Linked DNA regions of Homo sapiens: region 2 is linked to region 1. Evidence: chromatin loops called from intact Hi-C (ENCODE). Cell type or tissue: upper lobe of right lung. All regions are shown on one strand.

Region 1 (2,500 bases):
TCATCCGTGGGAGGGCCCGGCCCGCCACTTTTTACCCCCTGCTGCCTCAACGTCACCTTCCAAGCCTGGCGTCCTCTTCCCTTCCCCTGGAGGCCTTCGTGCTGCTTTGGGGTGCCCCCTGTGGGCGAGACACACAACCTGGGTGCAAGCCAGGGACTCCGCGACCATCCCTGGCCCGGCGCAGGGGTGGCCATCCTTGGGACGACACCATCCCGCCACTTTTTTCCTTGGACTGTCTCCACTATCCCCTTCAACCCTGGCGTCCTGTACCCTTCCCCCAGTGGCCTTCTTGCCGCTTTGTGGTGCTCCCCGTGGGTGAGACACGCACCCGGGGTGCAAGACAGGGACTCCAGGACGCTCCCGGGCCCACTGCAGAGGCTGCTGGGAAGGCAGTGTCGTCCGTGAGAGGACCCCAGCATCCCCGCTTTTTTTCCCCGGGGCTGCCTCAACTTCCCCCTTCAAGACTGACGTGCTGTCCCTTTCCCCCGGGAACCTTCTTGCTGCTTTGTGGTGCCCGCCGTGGGCAAGACACTCACCCTGGGTGCAAGCCAGGGAATCAACAACCCCCGCATGCCCGGCAAAGGGGCTGCCGGTAAGGCACTGTCATTCGTGGGATCACCCCAGCCTCGCTGCTTTTTTCTCCAGGCTACCTAAACGTCCCCATTCAAGCCTGGCGTCCTGTTGCCTTCCCGCGGGGGACTTCTTGCCACTTTGGGGTGCCCCCCGTGGGCGAGACACGCACATTGTGTGCAAGACAGGGACTCCGCGACCCTCCCGGGACTGGCATAGGGGCTGTAGGGAAGGCACTGTCATCCGTGAAAGGACCCCAGCCTCGCCCCTTTTTTTCCTGGGCTGCCTCAACGTCCCCTTTCAAGTCTGGCATCCTGTTCTTCCCCCCCCGGGGCTTTCTTGCTGCTTTGGGGTGCCACCCGTGGGCGAGGCACGCACCCTGGGTGTAAACCAGGGACTCCAAGACCCCCAGGGCCAGGCGCAGGGGATGTCGGGAAGTCACTGTCCTCCGTGGAAAGTTTTTCCCTGGACTGCCTCAAAGTCCCCTTTCAAGCCTGGCATCCTGTTCCCTTCCCCCGGAGCCCTTCTTGCAGCTTTCGCGTGCACACTTAGGCGAGACACGCACTCTGTTGCAAGACAGGGACTCCAAACCCCCCCGCCTGGGCCAGGCTCAGGGGCTGCCGGGAAGGCACTGTGGTCTGTGGGACGACCACAGCCTAGCCGCTGTTTTCCTCTGGCTGGCCCAACGTCCCTCTTCAAGCCTGACATGTTGTCCCCTTCCCCCGGGGGCCCTGTTGCCACTTTCACGTGCACCCCGTGAGCAAGACAGGCACCCTGGGTCCAAGCCAGGGGCTCCACCGTCCACCTGGGTCCCACTCAGAGGCTGCCGGGAAGGCACTGTTCTCAGTGGAAATTTTTTCCCCGGACTGCCTCAACGTCCCCTTTCAAGCTCGGCGTCCTGTTCCCTTCCACTCGGGGACTTCTTACCGCATTGCGGTGCCCATCGTGGGCACGACACGCACCCCGGGTGCAAGCCAGGGACTCCACAACCACCCCAGGCCCGATGCAGGGGCTACCGGACAAGACACTGTTGTCCTTGGGATGACACCGGTCTGCCTCAACTCTACCTTTCAACCCTGGAGTCCTGTACCCTTCCCCTGGGGGCCTTCTTGCTGCTTTGTGGTGCCACTCGTGGGCGAGACACACAACCTGGGAGCAAGCCAGAGACTCCACGACACCTCTGGGCCCACTGCAGAGGCTGCCAGGAAGGCGGTGTCATCCGTGGGAGGACCCCAGCTTCACCACTTTTACCCCGGGGCCGCCTCAACCTCCCCTTCAAGCCTGACGTGCTCTCCCTTCCCCCGGGAATCTACTTGCCGCTTTGGGGTGCCCCCTTGAGCGAGACACGCACCCTGGGTGCAAGCCACGGACTCCAGGACCACCCTGGCCCAGCGAAGGGGCTGCCAGGAAGGCACTGTCGTTTGTGGGAGAAACTCAGCGTCGCCGTTTTTTTCCACGGGCTACCTCAAAGTCCCCCTTCAAGTCTGAGGTGCTGTCCCCTTCCCCCAGGGGCCTACTTGCCGCTTTGGGGTGCCTCCCATGGGCGAAACACGCACCCTGGGTGCAAGATAGGGACTCCACGATCCCCCCGGGCCCAGCGCAGGGACTGCCAGGAAGGCACTGTCATCCGTAGGAGGAACCCGACTAGCCGCTTTTCTCTCTGTGCTGCCTCAGCATCCCCATTAAAGCCTGGCCTTCTGTGGCGTTCGCCCGGCGGCCTTCTTGCCACTTTGGGGTGCCCCCATGGGTGCGACCCGCACCCTCGGTGCAAGCCAGGGACTCCACGACCACCCCGGGCCTGACGCAGGGGCTGCTGGGAAGGCACTGTCGTCCATGGGACGACCCCAGCCTGCCACGTTTTTCCCCGGACTGCCTCAACTATCCCTTTCAACCCTGGCGTCCCATACCCTTCCCCCGGTGGCCTTCTTGC
Region 2 (2,500 bases), 150 kb before region 1:
CAAGAATATTTATCTATTACATATTTTATGGTCCACAGTCATGCCCGTTAATCCCCTCTTTCAAGGTAATTCACATTAAACTAGGTAGCCAAAATGAATGTGGTTAGGTGAAATTTTTGTTTATTATACTTTAAGTTTTAGGGTACATGTGCACAACATGCAGGTTTGTTACATATGTATACATGTGCCATGTTGGTGTGCTGCACCCAGTAACTCGTCATTTAACATTAGGTATATCTCCAAATGCTATCCCTCCCCCTTCCCCCCACAGGTGAAATATTTTTATACACTCTTTTACAAGTACTTGTAGCCTGAATAAGAAAAACGGAATCTTTCCAAAGATGAGGACTGAGACTACTTCTAAATCAACAATTTATTCTGGTTTTGAAAATAAAACTGTGCTAATGGAAAGCATTGTTTTCCAGCATGAATTAAATTATTGTGGTCTATATTTCCTGATGAAGGAGTAGGTTCCTGGCAAAATTATGTTACATTTGCATTTTGATAGTTTTAGGCTGTTCCCTTCAAATTCAGAGAAATACAAATATATTATATTAGAGTATTCTTAAGAGAAATATAAGTATTCCATTATATTTTACCAGGCACATTCATGGGACATCCAATACAATCTATAATTTTTGTAAATCAAACAGCCAAGTAATGAAACATGTTATTTTCCAGAAAGTAGGATACATATATCTATTTCATCATTGATAAGCTTATTTCATTTCTCTAGCATGTAAACATTAAACTCTTAGAGTTGTGTTTATTACAAGAGGATTTTTTAATACCAACATGTGAAGCTTATATAAGATGAAGGTAAAATATTTAGATTGTTATCAATATAGTCTCAAGAGTAAAAGCTTTAATAAACAAACATGGATTTACAACACAAACAGCATGGGGATAATTTTTCAAATTACATAATGTTTTCATTGTTTGAAAGCAAAACAAGAACTACAACACCAAAAAGAATAAGGGTTCCTTTCCACAGCAAATGCCCTAGTTTAGTAAAAGAAAGATTCGATTGTTAAAATTAGAATTTGTGTATAAATTTGCAGAAACATATTTATTCTCTACAGTGAAGTTAGTAGATATGTAAAGACATTAATTAGTACCGATAACAACATGTATATTGTACCTTTGATGTTGTCTTAGTTTCCATAAAATCTGTTGTTTTGACAGTGTTCATTTAGCATGATTAATAAATCAAAATATTTTAACCTAAAAATTGATGGTCATTATTCATAGAACAACAATAATTAAAATTTGATTTGTTTATTTATGGTGAACATGGTGAAATAATTAGCTATGTGAAAAGCATTTATTTTAAATAGGTTCATGTATCTTTTGATAAACAAAAGATCTATACATTTTATCTCTGTCCCTAGTACATCTATTCCATCACAGAACTTCTTAGTTTGAAAACATAATTTATATACACAGTTTGCCTTTTAAACTGGAATTTCAATCTTTCAACAAGTGTTTATTAAGCACTAAGCACTAGGGAAAAAAGCAGTTAATACAACAGAAATAACTCCTTTTCTCATGGCCGGCCATCTACTATAGTGTTTCCTAAGCAGCAGCTTTTTTAGACATTGTCTAAAGGTACATAATTCTCTATAAAAATTTTAAAACACAACTTTCCACAATAATTAAAATGTATTTTATGCTGTCTAATATGATAACCACAGCCACATGCGACTAGGGTAGTTGAACAGAGACTTTAATTAAATTAATTAATTAATTTTTTTTTGAGATGGAGTCTCGCTTTGTTGCCCAGGCTGGAGTGCAATGGCTCCATCTCGGCTCACTGCAACTTCTGCCTTCTGGGTTTAAGCAATTCTTTTGCCTCGGCCTCTCGAGTAGCTGGGACTACAGGCCTGTGCCACCATGCCTGGCTAATTTTTGTATTTATAGTAGAGAGGTGTTTCACCATATTGGCCAGGCTGGTAATTTAATTAAATATTAACTTAAATATTAATTTTTTATATTAACTTCTCTTTAATGGCTAGTGGTTATTGTACTAGAAAATGCAGTGCTAGATGTTCTTAGAGTTGATACTGCAATGTGAACTAGCCACTTGTGTTTGATTTTATGTTTATACCCAGGCTGGCGATGTGTGGAGGCCCAATGATAACATGGCTGACCATCCTACTCATAAATGTTTCCCAATGCATAATTTGAATATTGAAAGATGGTGAGAGCTTTTGGGTATCATAAAACTATAGCAAATATGAACACTGGCCTCGTACAGTGGCTCACGTCTGTAAACCCAGCACTCTGGGAGGCTGAGGTGGGCAGATCGCTTGAGCTCAGGATTTTGAGAACAGTCTGGACAACATGGCAAAACCCCATATTTACCAAAAATACAAAAAATTACCCGGACATGGTGGTGCACCTATCTACTTGGGAGGCTGATGTGGGAGGATGGCTTGAGCCCAGGAGGTGGAGGTTGCAGTGAGCTGCGATCACACCACTGCAGTCCAGCCTGGGTGAC

The links. Hi-C counts contacts between places; a loop is a spot of excess contacts. Peaks named below come from ENCODE experiments on the same cell type or tissue, not always from the same donor. Only the 100,000 strongest peaks of a DNase experiment are listed, where the experiment ranks them.
Region 2: a loop joins it to region 1, with 4 times the contacts of the local background. A loop is called at or near these places in 21 of 110 quality-filtered maps.

What each region holds. Positions count from the first base shown.
Region 1 is chr12:38,157,907-38,160,406 of GRCh38, reverse strand. No RefSeq gene overlaps it. Among named protein-coding and RNA genes, the nearest start is that of ALG10B, 160 kb to the left of the region's middle. In upper lobe of right lung, no CTCF peak of the experiment used is centred here; a DNase peak (open chromatin) is centred at 1,116.
Region 2 is chr12:38,303,552-38,306,051 of GRCh38, reverse strand. No RefSeq gene overlaps it. Among named protein-coding and RNA genes, the nearest start is that of ALG10B, 12 kb to the left of the region's middle. In upper lobe of right lung, no CTCF peak of the experiment used is centred here; no DNase peak of the experiment used is centred here.